Linked DNA regions of Mus musculus: region 2 is linked to region 1. The links are chromatin loops, found by intact Hi-C in ENCODE. Cell type or tissue: gastrocnemius. All regions are shown on one strand. Links, peaks and the distances in the headings refer to the core of each region. The heading gives the core; the rest is flanking DNA.

Evidence for each region. Peaks named below come from ENCODE experiments on the same cell type or tissue, not always from the same donor. Only the 100,000 strongest peaks of a DNase experiment are listed, where the experiment ranks them.
Region 2: a loop joins it to region 1, with 2.8 times the contacts of the local background. A loop is called at or near these places in 14 of 42 quality-filtered maps.

What each region holds. Positions count from the first base shown.
Region 1 is chr1:180,322,848-180,335,411 of GRCm38, forward strand. It overlaps Itpkb (inositol 1,4,5-trisphosphate 3-kinase B), which reads left to right and starts at 7,629. Exons shown (of 8, transcript NM_001081175.1): 1 at 7,629-7,932; 2 at 9,265-11,383. The coding sequence starts at 9,464. It also overlaps the pseudogene Gm5069. In gastrocnemius, for the core only: a CTCF peak has its summit at 6,285; DNase peaks (open chromatin) are centred at 7,748 and 8,195; H3K4me3 peaks cover 1,930 bases; H3K27ac peaks cover 2,259 bases.
Region 2 is chr1:180,381,379-180,393,942 of GRCm38, forward strand. All of the region lies in intron 2 of Itpkb (inositol 1,4,5-trisphosphate 3-kinase B), which reads left to right. Among named protein-coding and RNA genes, the nearest start is that of Gm39712, 21 kb to the right of the region's middle. In gastrocnemius, for the core only: a CTCF peak has its summit at 6,369; DNase peaks (open chromatin) are centred at 6,272 and 7,319; H3K4me3 peaks cover 2,127 bases; H3K27ac peaks cover 5,000 bases.

The sequences.
Region 1 (12,564 bases), core at 3,214-8,213:
CTGGGCCCCCATTAGTCTGGAGGGCAGAGGCTGTATTCTCTGTATGGACCCATGGGCCTGACACACAGTTCGCACGCAACAGTGGATCACCCAAATGAATGCTTTCTTGCTGTCTCCAGATCAAGAGGGGAAGTGACTAGGGACAGGACTGAGAGAAAGGACAGAGCAAAGCTGCTCTGATGCTTCTGGCCCAGACCTGGGAGTCCATGGGGTGACCTCCCTCAGGGACAGAGCTTGGCCTTAGTCATGCCTTGGGCCCATGAGGTTTTGAAAAGCAAGGTCTGTGGAGCAAGGGAAAGGCAGAGGAGACCTTTGCCCTAGCCATGCATGGTTGTGGAACATGCTTCCTGCTCCCAGCAGCTGGCAAGCCAGTGATTTCCCTGGTGTGCTTGATCCTTGGTTCTTCTGCACCGCCACTGATGGCTTGATTAGGTTTTGTTTCTCAACATAACAAGCATGTATAGACCTAGTCAGTGTGGAGCTAAAAGTCTAAGAGTGGAGAGGTAATTAAACTAGGGTCCTAGCCTTTGAAAAACCCTGGTAGAGGACAAAGATAGAGGCATCAACTGTTATATGTAGTGTCACAAATAACAGACTTACATATGAAGTGAAATACTGACGTGGTGTTAGTCCAGGGAATACAGTAAAAATATCAACAAATGACTCAACAGTCGTGATGGCTAATCTCGGTTGTCAACTTGGCACACTGAGAAGAAAAAACTTTCCTTTATTAGACTGGCCTGTGGGCATGTGTGTGAGGCATTTTCTTGATTGCTAATGGAGGGAGGCGGGCCCAGCCCACTATGGGCATTACCATCCCCTAGAGAGATGAGCGTAAAAAGTAATAATTCTTTTTTCCCCTCCTAGCCCATGCTCCTGGAATGATGACTCTGAGACTAATTATTTATAAATAAATGCCAAGGCCATAAGCTTTGACTCATTCTCCAGCCAGCTCAGACAATTCTGCGTCTTCCACACAGTTAGTTACCTCTCCACAGCTTCATGCCTCCAAGTCCAGGGACCAGTCTCCTCTTTATTCTATACTGAGTTCAGCTGCTTGGTTTATGTCTGTTTCCTCAGCGTTCCAGGGTGAATCTCCTCGATTCTAACCTGAATTCATCAACTTGCTGGTTAGTTACCTCTCCTTCAGTCCCGGCCTCCTCTGTCTCAACACTCTCCTAGCCGTCTGATTTCTTTCAGTCAGCTTAGATGTTTAAAGCTTTCTGCATGTTGTGATGGTCAAGAGTCCACAGTTCTCCCTCATGAGCAGTGTTCCAGGGTACAAGCAACAGCCAGCCAGCTCATACCCATTCGCTTCTATATAGATAATACATTTTTTTCTCAATTCAAATAAAGCTGCTATGCATATTTTTGCATATGTATTTTATGTATGTATGTGTGTGTATGTATGTATGTATGTATGTATGTTGGTACGTATTTATTTTACCAGTCCTGGAGAGTGAGCCCAGAGCCTTTCACCTGCTAGGCAAGCGCTACTACACTGAATTGTGTTCCTTGGACACTTTTCTTGTTTTCAGTAACACTTAAAGGTCATTGTTCTTCTGTGTGTATGCTCTTTGTTTTGTTTATGGCAGTGACTCACCACGTAGCCCAGGCTGGCCTTGAATTCCCTCTGCCTTCTGCTCTCTGAGATTATAACTGTGTACCACATGCCCACTTCTGTGTGAACACAGCCCGAGTTCAGGTCTGCAGCACCTGCATACATAGCCAGGAGTACTGGCTTGAACCTTTAATTCTAGCATTGGAGGTGGGAGCTATGGAAGGTGGATCAGTGAAACTCACTGACCAGTCAGGCTAGCCATACCAGGGTAGTGAGAGACCTTGTCTGAAAAAAAAATAAGAAAGGAAGAAAGAAAGGTCTCTATTGACGCTTGACCTCCAAACGCACATGTGTACATCTATCCATCCATAACTACATACTACACACACACACACACACACACACACACACACACACACACACACACACACATGCACGCACACAGAAAGAGAGATTGTTTACCCAAAATCTCAGGGACTTTTCTGCTTTTCTTTTTGAGACAAGATCTCATGTATAAGAGGCTGGCCTTGAACTTGCTATGTAGTAGAGTGTGAGCTTGAATTTCTGACCCTGCTACCTCCACCTCCAGTGTAGTGCATTGCAGCTGCAAACCACCACCTCTAGTTTATGTGGCTCCAGAGTTCAAACCCAGCTTGTGACTGCTAGGCACTTTACCAGCCGAGCCAATCTCCTGTGTGTTCTTGTGAAAGTTTCATGTTTTTACATTTAAGGATCTTTTTTTTTTCCATTTTATTATATGTGTATGAGTGTTTTGCTTGAGTGCACGTGTGTTCACACATGTGCAGTGCCTGTGGAGGTCAGAGAGGGGTTTGGATTCTGTGGGACTGGACTTACAGACGGTTGTGAGTCACCATGTGGTACTGGTCATTGAACCCAGGTCCTCTGGAAGAGCAGCCAGTGCTCCTAACAGCTGAGCCATCTCTCCAGCCCTGGGTTTTAAAGTAACTCTTGACAACAGGTGATGTTAGTTTTTCTATTTTCTTCTTTGTCAAAGCTATTTTGTCTCTTCTAAATTCTTGTGTTTCCCTATGACGCTTATGAAATAAAAATACAAAACAAAAAACTACTGGGATATTTTGCTTACATTGCATCTGTTAGTAAATTTGAGAGGAACTGGCATCAAGAATACTGAGTTGAGGAGAAGAGATGGTTCAGCTAACTACTGGCTGAGCACCGACTGCTCTTCCAGAGGTCATGAGTTCAAATCCCAGCAACCACATGGTGGCTCACAACCATCTGTAATGGGATCTGATGCCCTCTTCTGGTGTGTCTGAAGACAGCAACAGTACACTCATATACATAAAATAAATAAATCTTCAAAAAAGAGAGAGAGAGAAAGAATATTGAGTCCTCTAATCTATGAACATGGTCCATCTTTCAGTTTTTTCAGGTCTTTTTTTTTTTTTTTTTCTTAGCACTGTTCTGTGTTTTTTGCCTCCAGGTCGTATGCATGCGTCTTCATGTGTACCCCTAAGTATTTAACAGCGTTCATCGCTCTTACTTCTCTCAGCCTCACTGCTGTGGTGTGGTCACATGGTCAAGTCCTAACTTCAGTACCTCAGAATGAGATTACAAGAGAAAGGTGGATCTTTTAAACAGTAATTAGGGTTAAAGTAGGTATGGTGGTTTGAATATGCTTGGCCCACGCAGTGGGGCCAATAGATGTGGCCTTGCCAAAGTAGGTGTGTCACTCTGGGCGTGGCCTTTGAGACCCTCATCCTAGCCACCTGGAAGCCAGTCTTCTTGAGCTGTAGAACTCTCAGCTCCTTAATCTCACACTTCTACCCTCAAGAACTATGCGAAAATAAATCTCTGTCGTTTCAACTAGCCAGGCTATGGCTCTTTCTTAGTAACAATAGAAATATAACACATTTCCTAAATTTAGTTATATTTCTGGTGGTTTTTTTATAAATTCCACTAGATTTCTTTCTCTGCCGACACACATCTTGTGTTCAAACAATAGTTTTACTTCTTTCACCCTAAAGGTCTTTTATTTCTTTTTCTTGTGTGACAACACTGACCAGGACATCAAGGGTGTCACATAGTTCAAACTGGCTTTGCATTTGCAGTGTATTTGAAATGGGACTGTTGGGATTATAGGCACATGGTGCCTCACTGAGCCTTCCAAGTACAACGTTGAACAAGAGTGATAATCAGGGACGCCTAACCCATTACAGTAGAGTACATCTGCCCATCCTTCATTGTTAGAGGATGATGTCAGCTAAAGATTTTACACCACCACTCTTTATACATATTAATTTTATAGCATCAATCCCATCCCAAAAGCGAGCAAATTGGGGAGGGTCCCAGAAAAGTTAGGGAGTAACTAGTTGTAAAGAACTGGCATAAGGAGAGTAGCAACAAGCATAGAGCCTGTGAGTGATCCACACAGCACTGATCAAGCTTTGCCAGCTGTGGTACCAGGGTGCACGTGTTGATCAAATGCCACGCCTCTTTGGATTTTTTTTTCTTTTTTGGAGCCTTCTTTACCTCCCCATATGCCCTCCCTTCCCCAACACCGCATTAAAACCAAGGAGAGGTGGGTGCAGCGAACTTTATTGATGGTATTCAAGAGAGTAGGAAGGGCTCCCTAGGCTCATCCTGTTACTATGAGGGTCTGGGGTGGAAATTGTGAGGGAGATGCTCAATGTTGGGGCCAAGTTGGGATAGGGACTCCTCACCAACTGAAGGCCTCTCTCTTGCTCTCAGTGTCCTTGCTCGGGTGGGTTATCCAGGGTTTCTTACTCCTTGGAGGCCATGTAGGCCATGAGGTCCACCACCCTGTTGCTGTAGCCATATTCATTGTCATACCAGGAAATGAGCTTGACAAAGTTGTCATTGAGAGCAATGCCAGCCCCGGCATCGAAGGTGGAAGAGTGGGAGTTGCTGTTGAAGTCACAGGAGGCAACCTGGTCCTCAGTGTAGCCCAGGATGCCCTTCTGTGGGCCCTCAGATGCCTGCTTCACCACCTTCTTGATGTCATCATACTTGGCAGGTTTCTCCAGGCGGCATGTCAGATCCACGATGGACACATTGGGGTTAGGAACACGGAAGGCCATGCCAGTGAGCTTCCCGTTCAGCTCTGGGATGACTTTGCCCACAGCCTTGGCAGCACCAGTGGATGCAGGGATGATGTTCTGGGTAGCCCCACGACCATCACGCCACAGCTTTCCAGAGGGGCCATCCACAGTCTTCTGGGTGGCAGTGATGGCATGGACTGTGGTCATGAGCCCTTCTACAATGCCAAAGTTGTCATGGATGACCTTGGCCAGGGGGGCTAAGCAATTGGTGGTGCAGGATGCATTGCTGACAATCTTGAGTGAGTTGTCATATTTCTCGTGGTTCACACCCATCACAAACATGGGAGCATCGGCAGAACGGACGGAGATGATGACCCTTTTGGCTCCACCCTTCAAGTGGGCCCCCGCCTTCTCCATGGTGGTGAAGACACCAGTAGACTCCACGACATACTCAGCACTGGCCTCATCCCATTTGATGTTGGGGGGAGGGCAGTCTCGCTCCTGGAAGATGGTGATGGGCTTCCCGTTGATGACAAGCTTCCCATTTTCAGCCTTGACTGTGCCGTTGAATTTACTGTGGGTGGAGTCATACTGGAACATGTAGACCATGTAGTCGAGGTCAATGAAGGGGTCGTTGATGGCAACAATCTCCACTTTGCCATGTAGAGAGCAGATGGCAACCCTCGTGACCAGGCGCCCAATATGGCCAAATCCGTTCACACCGGCCTTCACCATTTTGTCTACGGGACGAGGCTGGCACTGCACAAGAAGATGCACTGTCTCTGGAACAGGGAGGAGCAGAGAGCTGCCTCTTTGAATTTTAATTTCTAGTGTAAATGAAGCCTGTAACAACGCCTACCTGACAGTGTTGTTATAAGGTTGACAATATGCAAATTGTTTTTCTCTTGTGTGTGTGTGTGTGTGTGTGTGTGTGTGTGTGTGTGTGTGCGTGTGTTAGAGGTAAGGAGGGATTGCTGAGACAGGATCTCAGATAGCCTAAGATGCTTTCAAACTCTTGATGTAGCTAATAGTGACTTTGAACTTCTCATCCTCCTGCCTCCACCACTACAGTGCTGGATTACAGGTTCGTGTCACTAGGCCAACAAGCCTGGCTTGTGCGGTGCTGAGGACCAATCACAGGGCATGGTGCATGTTAGGAAGGCATTCTGTTACCCATACTATGTCCTTAGTCCTGTATACATATTCAAAATGTGCCTAAACCAGTGTCTGGAAATAGCAAACACTACGTCGAAGTGTTAACTTTTGCTTTACGTTGTGGGAGCCAGCTAGATTCTATGGTAGGATATAAAGCCTGCTGTGCTGACTTCCAATCTGGGGACTTAAACCCTGCCAAACCCTCTCAGTGTCATGGTTAGGACTATCGTCTTGTCTCCCTTACATCCAAGCCAGAAGTTCCATCTCCATGTCCTGTCTGACAGCAGCTGACTGGCCAAGGATTACTCAGAGACTAAGGGCATGTTCCAGCAGCCTTCATTTCTCACTAGGGAAGGTTGACTGACTCACCTACAAGAGACAATAGCAACTAGGAACAGCTTCTCAGGGGCCGGCAAGGTAGAGATTTGTGGGAGCTTTGCTAGGCTCTTCAGTTGCTTCTACTGAGGCATTTATCACCTCTCAGATTAGACTTCATAGCTTGAGTAACTCCTCTTCTTGCCACTAGGGACCAAAGGAGGGAGTCTAGATAGAGGTGGCTTCTTTGTCTCACGGTAATACTAGAACACACACAGGACAGGCATCTTTATTCAGCCCCATTGAGGGTGAGAGGGAAACCAGATTCAAGCCTTCCAGGGTATGTTAAAAAAAATAAAAAATAAAACAAAAACAAAACAAAACAAAACCAGAAAGGACTTGTCCGATTCCAGGAATTCTTGGCTGGAAGGGCTCTTGGTTTCAAATTTGCTTGAGTCTTTTCCTGACCAAGCTGCAGGTTGCTTTGCTCACTTCAACGGTATTGTTACATAAACAAGTAAGCTGTCTGCTTGCTACAGGCGGTCAGGTTTTCCATCCGAGGTTTGGCTAATCAGGATATATGGGCGGATACAAGCTTAGGATTCTTAAATCTCCTAAACCTCGCAGCTGTGTTCCCTGTTTCCACTAAACGCTAGAGTTTAAGATTTAGGGAATTATGCAAAACAGGCTTGCAGTGCCGGGTGGGGCTTAAGTGTGTGTGTATGGGGGCAGGGAGTGTCCCCCGCCCTCCAGTGTTGCCTGGTGCCCCCCCCCCTTTATTTGAGGGTAGAGTAGAACCCTTGAAAACGCAGGAGTAAATTCACAGGAGACTGAGCAAGTGGTTGAAGACATTGATCGGGCCTCAGCCCCAGGACTATGCTTTTTCTTAAAATAACTTTTTGAGAGTTGAGTGCAAAAATACGCGAACAGCACAGCCTCTGTGTGCGTTTATAGATAACTGCTTAATGCAGAGCTCCTTCACACATCTAGCCTACAAGACACTCAGCAGCTCACAGTCCAACCAGTCTTCCAAAATTCTACCATGGTGCATTAAAACCTAAAACTGTGCAAGGAAATGCCCTGCAATATATGCAATATACCTTGTAAAAAGTTGCCTATTGTAGTACAAGTACACCCTCTGCTTAGGCAGAATATTACCCCTCTTTCGATGCTAGAAAAATCCCCCCCCCAGCAGCTTTGTTTAGCACACTCAAAATTTTATTAAAAACAGTTTTCAAACGTAGCTTCATAAAACTAGACACCAGCAAACCTTGGTCGAGGGATGGAAAATAAATCGTATATCTTTAACCCGCAGAAGTTAAAGTCTTTTTTTTTTTTTTTTTTTTTTTTGTTAGCTAACAATGGAAACTTTTTTTTTAAGTGTTTCCCTCCCTCGGTTTGCCAAGCAATAGAAAAAAAAAAAAAAAAGAAGAAAAGAAAAACTTGTTCCGCTGAGTTCAACCCCAGACAGGCTCACAACTTCCTTCCTGCTTTCCTCCCCCAAGCCCCCGCCTCTCTGCCTCCTCCCTCAACCCCCAACTTTTTTTTTTTTTTTTAAATCTTACATTGAACAAACACTGAAGTAGCAGGGAGCAGACGCTGACAGCGGTAGTGTCTCCAACCAAGCACAGAGCAACGCAGGGTCGGCCTGGCGGTGTCCCCTCCGGGATCGCCTAGTCCCTGCGCCGGTACATTCAGCTTCGTTGCACCCCACTTTTTCCGTCTTCCATAAGTTGTTGCGGAAACCCTTTGGGAGCTTTTTTATTTTTTTAAAAAAACTTTAAGCCACTTGGTCTGTACGAGCCCGGAGTCCCCGGGGCATGTCGCCTGCACGGGACCTGGAAGTCTGAGCAATTGCAGGTAAGCGTGGCGGCTCCTTCCTGGCCCTCGTCTCTGAACCCTCTTTCCGCTCCATCTGTGCTGGGGTTCCTCTGGGTGTTCCGGGGTCCGAGCACAGCACGGAGGTGAGGGCTAGAACGACGGAGAAGGGAGGCTGATTTGGGACGGTAGCGTGGCGTGGCCTTGGGGGCAGAGGAGGCGATTCGACTTTCCCATCGCCTTCCGGGCCGCTGCGCCGCCACCACCTCCCCGGCGCGCTGCGGGCGTCTGGGGCTCGGCTTGCCCGGCGGCTCCCCTGGCGCCAGGCGAGGCTGCCCGGGATGCGCGAGGCCCTGCCCTCGGCCGGCCGCGCTGCTCCGGGGCTTAGCTTGCGGGACCCCGAAGGGCTGCAAATTCTCAGGCCTGCACAATTAGAAGGCCTCCGGGCTGCAACTGTGCAAGCAAGCCCAGAGTTCCTCCGAGGGGTGTGGGTCCCGGAGGGGGCAGCTGGGTCCTCGCTAACAGGATGCGCGCAGGGCTGAGTAGCTGCGGACATGCATCCCCTCTCCCAAACACACACACACACACACACACACACACACACACACACACACTCGCTGCAGGGTCTGAGGGGACAGTAGGGAGCCACCAGGATTGATTCCAGTGCTGGATACTGCAGAGTTTGCTCCCTGGCGCGCACGCGTGCCCACATTCACAAAACACACTTGTTTGGAGACAGACAGACATCAAGGCTAGTGCTGAAAAGTGCCTGGACTGCCCCACCCCCACCCACCCCCGCGCTCTTCCCGGCCTTTCATAGGCCGAGAGGCATAGCCCCAGACCAGGATCAGAAAGAAAACGGTGGGCACACAAGTCCCCTTCCAGGTCTCGGCTCCAGCAGCGGTTTGGGGAAGGCAGGTCCGGGTCAGGTTCCCTGTGACTTGGCCTCTGATGTCCTGAGAGGGTGGAGCAGGGTTGCCTGTCATCCTCGATAGCCGGTGTTTGCTCTGGCCAAGGAAACCTGGCCAGTCTCGAGGAGGGAACCAGCGAGTTGCACCTCCTCCCTCGGCCATCCGCGTGGCTACCGAGACTAATTTCAGAATTTGGGATTCTAGGTGTTCTTGGAGTGTATCACAAGCTGGGGGAGGTGGACCACCGCCGGAAAATACCAATAGAGGCCATATCGAGGCGGCCCGGCTTGCCTCCTCACTGAGCATCACAACTCCTGTAGGCTAGACATCCAGGGGCACCCCGTCCCCAGCAGATTGGGGTCCCGGGGCTCCCTTTGCTCTCTGCTTTCTGCGGGTGGGCTCTCTCCACCCCACCCCCTTGATGCCTTCGGGAATTCTGACTTTTCTCCTTGTGTCTCCACAGCCGCGAAATCGTTTATGGAGCTTGGGGCGGGGGCCGAGCCCGCGATTTTGCCCTGTGCCCGCCGCCTAGGCCATGCTGCTCCATCAGCGCGCAGAGCTACGGCCGCCGGGCCTCCGGGACTAAGCCGAGAGCCGCGGGAGGAGGAGGCGCCGGCGGTGGAGCGGGACGGAGAGCCGCGGCGGCGGGCGGACCCTGTACTATGGCTGTGTACTGCTATGCCCTCAATAGCCTGGTGATCATGAACAGCACCAACGAGCTCAAGAGTGGCGGCCCCCGGCCCAGCGGCAGCGAGACGCCCCAGCCCTCCGGGAGGGCCGCGCTGAGTCCCGGCAGCGTCTTCAGCCCTGGGAGAGGCGCTTCCTTTCTCTTCCCCCCAGCAGAGTCGCTGTCCCTGGAGGAGCCCGGGAGTCCTGGGGGCTGGCGCAGCGGCCGGCGCAGGCTGAATAGTAGCAGCGGTAGCGGAGGTGGCAGCAGCAGCAGCAACAGCAGCAGCAGCAGTGGCGTGGGCAGTCCCAGTTGGGCTGGCCGCCTGCGAGGGGACGCGCAGCAGGTGGTGGCGGCCCGCATCCTCTCCCCACCTGGGCCAGAGGAGGCCCAGAGGAAGCTGCGGATTCTGCAGCGCGAGTTGCAAAATGTGCAGGTGAACCAGAAAGTGGGCATGTTCGAGGCGCAAATCCAGGCACAGAGCTCTGCCATTCAAGCGCCCCGAAGCCCGCGTTTGGGTAGGGCTCGTTCGCCCTCCCCGTGTCCCTTCCGAAGTAGCAGCCAGCCCCCCGAAAGGGTCTTGGCTCCGTGTTCTCCAAGTGAGGAACGCAGAACAAAGTCCTGGGGAGAACAATGTACAGAAACCCCAGATACCAACTCTGGAAGGAGAAGCAGACTCAGCACACACCCCTCGAAGGACAAGGAGGGAGTGGCCCCTCTTTTAGGCCCAGCCAGCCCGACCAGGTTAGGGACTCAGAGTCCATCTACTTCCGTGAGAATGGAAAGAGGTACCCCGGCCAGTCCCCGCTGTGGCTCACCCACACCCATGGAAACTGACAAGAGGGTTGCTCCCTCACTGGAGCGCTTTGGAACTAGCTTAACGTTGGCTACTAAAGTGGCAGCTTCAGCCGCATCCGCTGGACCACACCCTGGACATGATTCTGCCCTCATGGAGACAGGCTGTGAGCTCGGGGGCATGCGCCCCTGGGAGGCCCAGATGGAGAGACGGGGGCAGTTTCTGGGCAAGGAGACCGGCTCAACCCCAGAGCCTGTCCGGACCCACATGAGAGAACCCCCTGGAAGGGTGGGAAGAGGAATTCATTCTGTTGGTGGGCAGGGCTCCTGGACACCTGAAGTCATCAAAAGACCAGAAGAGAGGGCTGTGACTGCCCAAAGCTCAGAGCCCTCAGAGGACCCCAGATGGTCTAGACTGCCTGTAGACCTGGATTCCGTAGGACCTGAGAAGGGAGGAAATAGGATCCCAGGGATGCGAGGGCCCCAGCAGACCCTGGACAGTGAGAGAGAAGGCTCTCCAGCACTGGGCTTGCTTGGGGGCAGCCAGGCAGCACAGCCAGGGGCTAGGGGTGTGGAGGAAGACGTTCATTATGGCCGAATGCTGGAACCTTTACCACCTGGGGAAGTAACAACAAAATTGAAAGAACCCCAGTGCCTCCCTGGGGACAGGATGGGAATGCAGCCTGAGAGTTCCATAGTTTGGCCCAGTGCCTTGGAGGAAGCTCCCCTGATCTGGACACGTGACACGGGGGTACAGTCGAAGGGGACTTGGGGAAGCCAGCTGCCAGACGGAGATGCTCACCCTAGCTGCCAAGAGATGCCCCCAGACCAGAAGGACAAGGCCTCCTTAAAAGAGGCCTGCAGCCCCAGCAACATCCCAGCCATCCCTGCAGTCATCATTACAGATATGGGTGCTCAGGAGGATGGAGGGCTAGAGGAGATCCAAGGAAGCCCTCGGGGTCCCCTGCCTCTGAGGAAGCTGTCCTCCTCCTCAGCCTCCTCCACTGGCTTCTCCTCTTCTTACGATGACTCGGAGGAGGACATCTCCAGTGACCCTGAGCGCACGCTGGACCCCAACTCAGCCTTTTTGCATACCCTGGACCAGCAGAAGCCCAGAGTGGTAAGTGTTGCCTCGCAAGCAGACCTTGGATGCTCCGTGCATCATCCTGGTTTTCTTACTTTTTTGCTGAGCGGGAAAGACCCTGAGCAGGGCTCTGGTAAAGTCATAATATCTCTCTATAGGTGGTTTTGTTGTGGGCATGGTCTACCAAGCACTCTGAAGACTGGGCAGTGAGTTTAAGTTGTTCTTACGGTACATGTCTTTAAAAAATGGGTCTGAAGGAACATAAGGTTCGTGTATGTCAACTATAATAAACCTTCCTAATTTCTAAAGCTGGTGAGCAGAGATGCGTTGCTTTGACTTGATGGAGTGAAACACTTCATTTCATGGTTTATTCAGGCTGACAAAGATATCTATTGGCTTAACTCAGCCTCTACTCCTAGGCAGGAATGTGAGTGGTATGATCCTGTGACAGGCCCCTGACCTCTGCAGATGTGGTTGTATGGCTGATCTACGGTTTGAGCAACTATTGAGATTCACACGTAAGTTAGGCAGCAGTTGGCTGTATCAGTGTCAGTCAACGTAACTAATATGCAGTGTGACGTGCGAGATAAATGGAAAAGTATCGTTTGAGCCAAGTAGATCCTTTCTTTTGTAGCTTCATTTGACTTGAGTTGTCTGAGTTAGGCACATGGTGTCTCCTTAAGAGTGTAAGTTGGGACAGGTCCATTTCTGGTACATGTCTACATGTATGTTCATTACACTAATGCTTGGTCTGTTTGAGGCAGTGGCAGATGCTCGTTCCTACTGTGTGGTTGATCTCATTTTTGAGCTGAGGTCAGTCTCTTTCAGAAGGTAATTGTTGAAGCTAGCTCTTCTAAAATGGGATGGCCTTTCTCTTGCCTCTCCATGGAGGATGGGGAGTTTCCTTACCTGGCATGCAAGAGGTTGTAGGGCTTCCTTGTGGGGAAAGCAACATGGTATTTTAGTGGGTAGCCTTCTGGTTTCATCTTGAATGTGAGATTCCACCCATTTGTACCCCAATAACTTTCTCCATCCTTCCTGGCTGTATTACAGTTCCACTCAACACTAAGAAATTTTGGACTCTAAAACACAGTCCTTTCCAGCTTCCATTTCAGAAAACATGGTCTAGTTTTGAAGAGCAGCAATCTCTTTCTCTGTTTTCTGCTGGTAGTCTAGAAAGACAAATGTGTTTGCAAACAGGAGTCCTAATCAGTCAT
Region 2 (12,564 bases), core at 3,620-8,619, 59 kb after region 1:
TCCCTCTGCCCTTCCCCTAACCCCTGCCCCCTTCCACAGTTCCACTCTCAGCAGCTCCCTGGGCTGCCCCTCACTACTCTGCCTCACTACCAAGCCCAGCCTCTCAGCCAGCCACTGTCCACACCCAGCCCTGGAGCTGCATGACCAAGAAGGTAGAAATCTTCCTAGGTCAAAGGGTCCCAACTCTCCAAACATCCAATATCCAAAAACTGGGCACTGGCAATACACATACCACAGGAGGAAAATTCGACTCCTGACCTCACAGTCTCACTAAAAATGCCGTATAAAATTACCTTCAGGGGCCGGAGAGATGGCTCAGCAGTTGGGAGCACTGAATGCTCTTCCAGAGGTCCTGAGTTCAATTCCCAGCAACCACATGGTGGCTCACAACCATCTGTAATGAGATCTGATGCCCTCTTCTGGTGTGTCTGAAGAGAGTGACGGTGTACTCACATATTTAAAATAAACACATCTTAAAAAATAAAAATAAAATTACCTTCAGGCTGTGCGCATATGGTATATGTGAAGCAAAAAAATTAATTTTGTGTTAAGACTTGAGTTCTGTTTCTAAAATATATTGTTTTTATATATGCAAATATTCAAAAATCAGAAAACAAAAAAATTAAAATCCAACATACGTCTGGACCCAAGCATTTTACATAAGGGAGGCTCAATCTTAGGTAAATCTTACTGTAGTGTCTTCAGGCTTTTAACCAGTTAACCTGTGTGTTCATTTTATAAACATTGAGCTAAACACCTGTTTCATGCTAAACATTCCTGCTGGGTGAGATCCATGCCTTGTGAAGGTGGAGGTGGAGGTGTCATCGTCGGTCAGATCTCAGAGCAGAAGCTGCAGGGCCGCTGTGGAGGGCTGGGCCATGGTGTCGTGGGCAGACCAGGGAGGGGTATGCCTGCCCCAGGACTTGCTGGGAGGATTCCTTGCCAGAGCTTATCTGTGAAGGCTCCGTGGGAGAGGGGAACATTGAGCTAGATTTTCTTTGTTGAGTTGGACTTTAGTAGCTGCCTGTCGAAGGAACAAGGATCCACAGTTGAAATCTGTGTTATCAATGGCCAGAAGACCCGAGAGAACTCGGCAGGACTGGGAAATGGTGAGTGGGCCTTTGTTGCCAGCCCCTGGGGCAGGGGTGGGGCCCAGTCGGCTGTCATCGTGCTATGGAGCAGTTACTGAACATGCAGGCCAGCATGAGCCAAATTTTTCGGTGAGGCATTCAAAGGCTGTTAAAATAGCCCGTGGACAACAAGAGCACATGTCAGAAGGGAACGTTAACAGATTTAAGCTTTTATAAAGACATGCTCCCCAATGACAAAGACCCATTGTGTCTCTCCTGGTGAAGGGCTGTTTCCCTCTGGGTACCTGGAAGGTAGCATCTTTCTGTGTCATTTGCTTTCCACATCTACACAGGCATGTGTTTGTTTGTTTGTGACATGGTCTCACTATGTAGCTTTGGTTAGCCTGGAACTCTCAGAGAGTCACCTGCCTCTCCCTCCCGAGTGCTGAGCTTAAAGGCGTTCCGCCACGCTCAGATCAGCACCGGCTTTGGGGGGTAGGGGGGGGCGAAGCTGCCCATAGAGGTGCCAACTTAGTCCTCCTAACTCAGACAGCTTCTGTGAGAGAGTAACTGGAGGCCAGAAGTTCTACAACATAGCAAGATCTGGGCTCTTAAAAAAAATATGTTAAAGAAAAAAAAATGAGGAGGAGGAGGACCTACCCGTGAGCAGCTTTTACCCTTCCTCCCATGGAGGGCTTGAAACCCAGCTGATTGTGAGTCTGGTATTCTGCACCCTGGGCAATGCTGACCTGAGGGTATGAACAAGTGGAGGTTAGAGGGTGGGACAGTGGGACAGCACATGGCCCTGGCAGATCTAGACTTGGTTCTTACCTACGAGCCTCCTAGAAGTCCTGGGATGTCAGTGCTTGGCTTTCTGGTTTGTAAGGTTTATCACGATGATGGACCATATCTCACAAATGAGAACAGTGACAATATTTTATTTCCAAGACCCTTCCTGTGATGTGGCTGACTTTCCTAAGGACTTTTTCTCATGCCCTCTACTGTGGAAGGGAACATACATGCATGCATACATACATACATACATACATACATACATACCATTTTTTTAAAGGTGCAGCTTCTGATCCCCTCCCCCACACCGAGAGAAGCATGCTCTTTGAACAGGAATGCAGGCAGGCTGGGGAGCCTGCTTGCCTACTGCTGCATACAGACCACTATTTCCCTCCTGGAAGCCTCATGCCAGGCAAGCTGGCTGGTAAGGGTTTGGCAGAAGATGAGTCACAGCGGTTAAGAACATTTGTTTCTCTTGCAGAGGACCCTCGTTCAATTCCTAGCACCTCCATGGTGACTCACAACCATTTATAACTCCAGTCCCAGGGGGTCCATGCCCTCTTCTGACAGCCTTTTAAAACAAAGGTGCATAAGGAGAGGAAGGCTATGCCGTGGACATAGATGTTACAAAGGTGCTCAGGGGTTGACTTTTGTAACTTTAGGTCCCCCTTCGTCCTGTCATTGGGCAGGTGGCTTTGCCATTCTCTCAGATGAAGTGAAGATTGAGGGTGTGATGGGTTACCCAGCTCAGCGTTAGAATCAGGACTCTAACCAGAGTAACTCAGCTAGCGCTTGGATTAGTTTTATATCCAAAAACCCCCTGCCCCAAGCTCCGCATTCACAGGTGACACACCACGTAGCGGCCATAAGGCCTTTGAGTTGGTTACCAGCAAGGCCCATGGCATGGTGGAGCAAGTGGGTTCTCGTTATACAGACATGGGTCCCAGTCTTGGTTTCCCTTTGATGAGTTGTGTCTTCCTTGAGCTTCTGCTTTCTTATTAGTGAACTGGACTGGTCTTAATCCTATGTCATCGATGCTTTTATAGAGGGCTGTTCTGAGCATCAAGGGAAATATGCATATGCAAAAGCGCTTCCTCAGCCATTTAGACGTTAAAGGGAAAAGGAGAGGTTAGGAAGGGTAATAGTGGTTTTACTGAGAGGTTGTTTTATTCCTGGCTGCTCAGGAACCACTAGTGCTGGCTTGGTATTCCTTCCTCCTCCTCTCTGCCTCACATGCCTGTCAGAGTCCCAGTATCTGTCTCTTCCAACGGGCTTCACACAGTTTGTAAGGAACACATGACATGTTGCCTGGCTAGCTGCTCCTCTGGGGCCTGGCTTCCCTCAGAGTCTCACAATAGGGTGTGGGAAGAAGGTAGGCGTGAGGCTGGGGCAGACAGACCTGTCTTCTGCAGAACGCTTTGCGCTTTGCGATAGCATAATGTGGCAGCCGCCCACTGTGGGAGGTAGAAAGCCAGATACAGCCAAGCTGTCCTTGGAAACACACACCCTCCCCTGAGGTGGAATTTACAAGTGACCTCGGGTGGGGAACCCAAGTGAGGCGTCCTGGGTGCTTGGGCGGTGCCTGCCTGCTTCCACAGCACTCTTAGTTTCTTTGGCTTTCGCAACTGCTTCCAAGGAACAGGAATCTCTAAATGGGTCCTTCCCTCGGAAGAGGACTGCCAGCCGACGGCATCTTCTCTTCACATATTAAACATATCTAATTCTGTGGCCAATTTATTTGTTAACAGTCACAGGCAATGCTTAGAGGTCTTTGGATGGCTCAGGTAATGACTAGTATAGCTAATTCTTCCACCCTGCAAAGGAGGTATTATTAATTACTGCCACACCCATTGTACATGTGACAAAACCAAGGTTCACAGCAGTTAAGTGGCTTGGCCCAAGTCACAAGGAGGGGAGGGAAGGAGGTGTGGGGGCTTAGATGTAAATTTCTGCCTACCTGGTTCCCACCCCTCCCCTTGTCATCTATTTCACTGTGAGAATAAGACAAGAAAACAAACTAACAAACAAACAACGAAAAGCTATTTCACTGTGAATGCATACGAGTGTCTGAGTTGCCCTGTTTCCAAGAACCAGACCTGCTTGCTGACTGACACTTATGCATTCGTAGCCCTCTTGGACCATTTTGATTAAACACAAGCCAGGTGGATCTGGCCTGAGCTGCATTTTGGAAAAACTTTGGAAGCTTTAATGAGTCTCGGTGCCATACTGCATTCTAAACTGCTTAGGTCAGAAACTAAGAGAGGGAGGGACACGGGCGATAAGTCCCAAGTGACGCTGATGTGTGGCCAAGGCTAAGAACCACCCCACTGCCAACCTTGACTGTGCTTGCTCATGGAGATGGGAGTTACCTGGGGCCCTTAAGGAAGCTGAGATGGCTTTCAGCCCACCATCTTCAGCTGTTTACCAACATCATTCATTCTATATGCAACGTTGAGCCCTAACATGGATGTCAATATTTTTTAATACAGACATTTATTTCTTTGCTTGTGTGTTTTTTAGACAGTCACCTGTGCTCCCAGGGACAGGCTCTGCTGTGTCCAAAGGGCTTCAAGGCAATGGGGCAGCCTGGCCTCAAACTTGTTCTGTAGCTGTAGATAGCCTTGAGCTACAACCACACTGCTTCTGTCTCCTGGCTGCTTAGATTACAGGTGTGTGCCACCGTAGCCTGTTCGCAGACACTTATTTAGGAGGGGAAGACAGGACAACTGCCCAAGAGTTGTAAATTATGTTCTTCAGGATGCTAAGATGGACCTGTATTGCTTACTTTCTCAGTGCTCAGGCATGTACGTGATGCAGAAGGAAAAGGAGAAAGCCCATCTGCCCACCTCCCAAATCTACACCATGCAAAGATATGTAAACTTTTTTTGTTTTGTTTTTTGTTTTTTATTTTTCCAGACAGGATATCTTCGCTGTCCTGGAACTACCTTTGTAGAGCAGGCTGGCCTGGAATCCAGAGCTCCACCTGCCTCTGCTTCCCCAGTGCTGGGATTAAAAGTGTGTGCCACCAGTGCCCAGCTGTAAATTGATCTTTCTTTTAGAGCTTATATTTAATATTGGGATCAAACATTTTACCTTGATGAAGGTGTTTTTCTATATGCTATAAGCAGTTGCATTCTGTCAGCTAGCCTGAGCTAGATTTGGCCTGTAGTTGTATCCGTTTCTTAAGACTTCCCAACTCTGGCCTAGCTCAGGGAATAGGTGGGAGCTCTCTTGAGTAACGACAGGAATGGAATATATACCCACAGTGTATTACTAATTCCTTCTCTTCCCTTTCTTTTCACCTTTTGAAGGATGGTAGTGTCTATAGGAACAGACTCGCTGACTAATCCACAGTAATAAAGTACCATCCCTTAGGGCAGAGGGCCGTGTCAGCTGGGACTGTGGGTCCCAGAAAAGAGACAGAGGTTGGGGGGGGGCTGCAGCAGTGTGTGGGGGCTGTGTGCCCCAAGTACTGTTTTCTGATGTATCACTGAATTTTACATAGTGAGAGGAGGCAAGCTGAGCAAGGTGTTAAGGTAAATGTCCACACAAGTGATACAGGTTGACCCCCCAACCACCACCCCTCCCGCCCCCCCCCTGTTTTCCCTCTCCCCCCCCCCCCCGGCTCAAGTGGAGGTTCCAGCGATTCTAAAGGAGCTGGCAAACACAGGGACAGGGACTTGGCCTCAAATGCTGACCACTTGTTCATCTGGGGGACCCTTTCTCACAAGGCTTGAGCGCCCTGATCGGGATGGAGGTGTCTTGCATTCACATTGAATTTTCTCCCTTGCTTGGCCCCAGGGACAGGCTCTGCTGTGTCCAGAGGCTTTAAGGCACGTGGACAGAGAAGGTCCGTCAGTGGACAAATTCGCTTTAAATTGTGTCTGGGACAACAGAAACTGTTCAGTTCCTCTCTCTGACTTTGCTTTTGCTTCAACTAAACTGAGTCGCGACTCTAAACAAATTCCTTTCACAGATGTCTGCCTCTGTGTACCTGCTGGGAAACATGCGCACTCTCTATTCCTCTTCCTCTCTTCTGTGGAGTCGTTGCTCTCCTTTTCCTTAAAGTTCCCTGATTGTTTAGCATTAATTCTTCTGGTCATAAAAGGGACGAATTTCTGTCCCCTCTACTCGTGGCCACAGACATTCCCTACCTCCGACCTCTCCCTCCAAACTAAGTTATAAAGTCGGGGCTGCCTTTCAGGAAGGCAAACTGGTTTCAGGAAGGAAGACTAGCGCTTTGTCAGAGTCTTAGAACTCCGGCTTCCCCTAACTCTGCTCCGCCCCTCCCTCCTCTGCAATGCCCTCCCTTCTTCCGGCCCACCCCTTATTTAGCTCCGCCCTTCTTTCCTAGCGCAGTGCCCCGCCTCTCACGCACTCGGCCCTTCCCCCGGAGCCTGACGTCATGGAAAGGCGGGGTGGAGCCATGTCCTGGACACCCTATGCCTGCAGGCCCCACCCTCCATCAGGAATGGGATGTGCCACCCTGGAGCGGTCCCTAGCGGCCTGAGGGCTCTGATGACTTTGAGCTGTTAGCCTCGGTGAACAGGTCCTAGACTCCGACATCAGTAAGAGACTACAGAGACATTTCTGTCTTCTCCCCTGCGTGGCATTCTCTGGATTCCTCTCAGATTTTTCTCTCCAGCTGAGAACGACGCCTTCTACACTGGTGAAAGTGGTTTCAAAAGTCAGACGCTTTCTTGGCTCTTGCCTGTGAAATGTGATTTAAAACAGTAACATTTAACTTTTTTTTTTTTTTTTGAAACATTCACATCTGTTGTGGGTTAATTCAGAGAACGAAATAAAAATCCTTGCAGTCATCCTTGGTAGGTTTTTCCTCATGCATTGCTTGTGTTTATTACCATTCCTAAGCAATTTTAAGTAAAGCCTTGAGTTACCCTGATAGAGAAAAATGTCCATCTCTTATCTCCCCCTCCCCCAAACATCAGTTAAAAGGGAACTAGAACGTTAAAGATATTCCTCGGGAACCATTCTATCCACAGCATCTCAAAGACCCCTGGTGTCTGCCTTCATGTGGTTAATCAGTCTGTTTTCTGCGTGGAGGCTGAGAACTGACATATTTGGCTTGGGGGTTGTCAGACTCAAGACACTGTAAGACAAGATTAGCTCCTCTCTAAATTCCAGGAGTGTAATACACCAGACTTAAAAGAGATCAAAGGCACCGAAGGGATGAGGGGACCCAGGAGATGGCTGGCACATTAGGAGATAGTCTTCTTTAGCATCCAGGTATGTTTTAATTTTCACAAATGGCAAGATTGCAATCAAAACGAACAACAGGAACATGTTGAGAGTCAGTAAGTGCTGTTTTGGAAAGGAACCAAAGCTCTAATCCCTAGAGAAAGTGACTAGGGACTCCCAGGACAGCCTTTCCCATGCAGACTTACCCTCAGAGTAATGCTTGCCTAGGGCTTGGCCCTGGGGATGCCCCCTTCCTGCATCCTGGCTGCCTGCCCCTTTTCTCCAGCAGAGTTGTTGATTGACACCTGTGAGCCCTTCTGGGGTGGCCTCACTCTAAACACAGGAAACCACCTTCCTGGTAACTGAGTGGCTTAGAATGAGTCTCCTGTGAACAAACCTTACCAAAGCTGTAGCTCAGCTCTGTTTTGTTTGTTTGTTTGTTTGTTGTTTGTTTGTTTGATTACAAAAGGGCAAATGGGGCCAGGTTGGTGGCTCACTCCTGTAAACCCAACACGTGGGAGGCTAAGCAGGAGGATCTACACCAACCTGTGCTACATAGTACCTTTTGGATGAGTCTGGGCTGCAGAGTGAAACAGTTTCAAAAGCATATTACCACATAACAACAAAAGCATACTTAAATGGAGCTGGACCCGGTAGTGCAGCTCAGTGGTAGAGTGTTTGCCCAGCATGCCTCAGTCCTTGGGTTATATCCCCAGCACACACCACTACCTACCACCCATACCCCAACCCCTGCTGCCCAAGTACGGAATTCAACCTTTCTTACCCAGACCAAGATTGGTTATGATAACAACGATGACCATTTTGGTATCATTTACTGCTAGACACTTTTCCTATTCATTGTCAATGTCCCAAGCTCATGTTACAGATATAGAAGTCCACAAGGACACACACAGGTCGACTTGAAGTCACACGAGACTAGGAAAGGACAGCCAGAATGAACGCTCAGCTGTGCTCTGGAGACCAATTTCCAACCTCCCTCCCACTTTAGTTGCCCTAGCTAGGCAGCGCCCTGTGAGAGGCCTGCAGCCCGGTGTCTCCATGCACTGAGTAGAATGGTGTTCTTGATGCTGCCTCAGAAGTGCCTGCTCGCTCACCTCCGTGGAATTTTATTTGACTTTCCCTAGGCCACTCTGCCTGGTTAGTCAATAAACACCACTCACTTGTTGCTTCTTTTGCAAAGCCTCTCCGACTGAATACTTTTCATACTGTGGTTAACATTTAGACAAGTGTGACCAGCGGGCATGTTCTGGAGTGCAACACTTCTACCTAAATGTAGACTCTACCGTTAGCCAGAAATCTGTCTTTTTAAAAGAATTCATACACACACACACACACATGCACACATACAAGATATTATATAAAAAACATAGATGTTGCATAGTGATATAGCAAGTGATAGTGTGTATGCATATATATATATACACATGTATACATATATACATGTATACATAATGTACATATATACACACACACATATATATGGAGGTGACAGTCCTCTGCCTCTCATCTCAACCCACTGAGTCAGCATACACCATGCTTCTTCCATGGACAGATTACTTAGGCTTGCCAAGATTGCCTCTCATCTTTAACACAAAGTTGTTTCCCTACTTTGAACAGGACTGAAAGTGACCTATGGAACAGCACTATGTTAATGGTCACCATCCTTTGGTGGTATAAGTGTGTTGTAGCATTAGGGCTACCCTAAATTGCATCTTTGTCACAGAATGGAGGGAGGGAGGGAGGGAGGGAGGGAGGGAGGAAGGGAGGGAGGGAGGGAGGGAGCTTCTCTAGTTTTCTGCTCATTCTTTTTCTGTTTCTCTAGGCCTCTCCAGGCCTGTTGCAGCTCCACACCCAGAGACCTCAGGTGACTGAGCTGGGCCTAGCAGCACAGGGGTACACCTCGAGCCACATCCAGGGTGAACTTTGAAGTTTGGGTGTGTCTGAGGTTAGCAAGCTAAGAGGACAGGCTGTTGGCAACCTCACCCTGCTCTCTGCTCTGTGGAGGAAGCCTCAGGAAGTTCCACCTGCTTCTTTCTCCTGCACACGCACCTCCTCCTGCCTCCTTCCCCTTGACACAAAGGGGTGTCCCCAGCCCCGTGGCATCTTGCCTGGGTTGCTAATAATAGAGAAGGGTGCATCTGCCAGAGGTAAAGCAGAAACTGTCCCTGTTCTGCTCTTGCATGCCAATCCTGGCACAGTCTAGTAGGCTGGGTTGGTCAATACCCTTGTGAGCAGAATAAGTCTTTGTGTGTCCTGGAAACTCTTTCTGTCCCCTTCCTGGGGGGTCAGAGCACCAGAGAGAAGGTTGATGGGGATGTCTTTGTCCTTGAGATCCTGGCCAAACAGATCTAGACTTTCAGCTCAGCACCGAGCTGGAGCTGGTATGCTGCCTACCACAGGCCCAGCTGCCGGAGTGGGGAGAGGGTTCTAGGAAATGACCTTTACGCTCATCTAAAAGGCAATGCGGTAAGGTTGCCCACGTTCTTTTCATGACTCAAAACCCAAAATAAGTGAAAAGAGAACGTGGAAAGTGTCCCATCTTTCCTGTTGTGCTTACAGCTGTCTGAATCAACAGTCTGTTTATGCGAGTTGCTTGGAGAAGTTGATTTAGAAGTCAAGGCCACTTCTGGGCAGCTACTCTGGTCTCTCCACCCCACCCCTTTTGGCTTTTCTGAAATGGAGTCTCACTGTCGACCAAGCCAGCCTCTGTTAACCATCTTCCTGGATGAGCCTTCTGAATGCTGGGGTTACAGATGTAAACCTCAGCACCCCAAAGTCCTTTTAAGTCAAAGAATGATATAAATCCTTTAACAAATCAGAATAAAATACTCTCAGGTTTCTGGGCTCTTCTCCATCTCAGGAGCTTGAACTTGGAGTGTATCTTGTGGTTTGTAAAGCACCTTCATATCTCCTTTCTTACTCGGTTGCCATAACAACCTGGGATGGGGCAGGGCTTGCCTTGTTATCCCTGTTTTGCAGATGAGGAAGTCAAGGTTGTCAGAAAGTTGAGCTGCTTTTCAGGCTCACCAGGGGAGTCAGAGTAGCGGGTGGAAAGGGTAATAGAATCCAACCTCCAACTGGAGTAGTAGGGTGGTGTCCCAGACCCAAGATCCCTTTCAACCATTGTATTAAAGAATTAGAAGAGTCTTCAGAGTGTCAGGACCTGTGGTGTAGTGGGAACTCTGGGATTTTGGTTTCTTTAAAAAGCACAGAACTATGATAAGAACATGTTTTCATTTTAACCCAAGGTGTGGGTCATGGGGCTGCTTCAGATTGCCCACAGCTGACTATGATTTGCCTCGTGCTCTAGCAGGGGTGTGATTTTGCCAGCTCAGATAGTTTCTACGATTGTGTGGTCTTCGGGATTCTGGGGACTTTTCAGAGGGTCTATAAATGCTAGAGTTCCTGGGGGGGCGGGGGCAGGGTGGGTTGGTAATGCTGGGTTCAGTCATTGTCAGTCACCATTTGTTAAGTAGTCATGTGTTAAAAACTGAAACAATAACAAGAAAATAATTAGGTCTCCTGATGGCAAAGATCAAACTTGCCCCCACCCAACTGGAAGCCCCTCATCAGCTGGAAGTAGTCTAACGGTAACATTGCCTCCCTTTCCAACTGGGACTTTATTCGGGGATCTCTTCCTTTCCCCTCTATCCTTTTTACTCTCCTACTTAGAGTTAGGAGGGATTAAAGGGTGAAAGAAAAGAGGTAGAGAAGGGTAGAAGAAAGAAGAACCCACAAAGTAGCAAAAACCGGCTACATGGTGGTTCAAACAAACTGCCACTTTTTGCTTCCTTAGAATTTACCAGTAATATTGAAACCAAGATGGCTGACTCACTATGCCAAACTTAGCCTGTACAGTGCTAAAGTGAAATGAAATAGAATGGGGTTATCTGTGATTGCATTTTTTTTCTGGATTGCTTTAGACATCAGGATCTCCCTGCAGGTAATTCTGAGTTAGAAGGTTCTGTGTAAGGCATCACACGGCAGCCAGATGTTCATTTTACTACATGGAAAACTGGGGCCACCCTGACCCTCTGAGCAGGCAAATCAGTCATTGAGGACACTGCCTTTGGATTGTAGAGAATATGGGCGTGGAGGACTGAGGCTCCGAAGTTTAGTTTGGCTCCTCCCTCTGTTCCTCGGACTTGTTATTCTTGACACCTTAGGATACTCCAGCAAAACTTCAGATGGGCCAAAGAGGGTGCCCTAGACTGGAGTGGAGGGGAGCCAAGTCAGGACTTTGAAAGGCTCTGAACAGATTTTAATGTGTGAAAGTTGACACACAGTAGGTAGAGGCCCCCAGAGCTCCTCCTGCTTGCCACCACCCTGTATGATTCTCATAGCAACACAGGTGTGTAGGCCCAACAGAGATTGCTCCTGCTGGTGCAGAGGAAGTCGGGACCAAGATGTTTTCTCAAGTTCCATAGTTAAGGATGGCACTGGAGCTCCGGTTGGTCGGCTGTTCTACCTCTTGTTCAATGTTCCCTCCACTATGCCACCCAACCTCCTTCCTTCCTCCTCCCGACAGCTCCCAGAGGCTCCTGGCCATTGCTTGCCAATGGTGAAGGAAGTCAGAATGACAACTCTCTCAGGGCTGAAATGTTTCTGAAAGAAAAAAGGGGGGGCTTGTATGTAGTAGTGATCCACTGGTTTTGGGGTTACTGTGGCCAGGGGAGCTCTGGTGCAAGTCTTTCCAGGTGCGGCTTCTGCTGTCAGGCTGCTGATGGAAAGTGCTAAGTGTTCCAATTTCCTGTGTCAAGCAAGTATTTCCCCTTGGGGTTACAGTAGCTACCTTCCTCCTCAGCACCCAAGGGGGCGGTGAGCATGAGCCCTGGCTGCTGCAGAGAGCACCCTGGCTTCCTTTTTTTTTTTTTTTTTTTTTTTTGAAGGGGCATAGAGTTTTGACAGTTACCAGCAGTGGCCTTAGAAACAGCAAATCCTCCAAAGTGACTGACAGTTCTCCCAAGCATCCTTGCCCTCTGCTTTGTGGAGAAGGAACAAGCCAGAGTCACCGTAGCAGCGAAGCAGAGTTCTTAGCTGCTGGGGGAGACACTGCAGCCAAGTGCATGTGGGTAAATAGGAAAGTCACAGACTTGGAACACCATCAAGAATGAACCAGAATAGACACTACAATCATTGTTCTGAATGTGGGGCAGGAGCAGAGGAGCTCTTGCTCGATGGGCAGGTACCGAGCAAAGGAGGCACGAAGGATGGGAAGTGGGTGGGAGATGCAAGCCTAGGGCAGCCGAGACGTTGAAAGAGTCACATTATGGATATTTGAGAAACACATTCCTGTTTTAAAAGTCTCTTGCTGGGGTGGGGTGACAAGAGCTTCTTTGAAAGCTACCCGGCTCTTTAGAAATGTCAAGTCAGAGGAGTTCTGTTATCTGAAAACTGTGGGGTGAAGCTAGCGACTCCCAGACAACTGAAGCCAAGTGGAAGATGGAGGGGCAGGGAACCAAATGGCAATAAAGCATCCCTG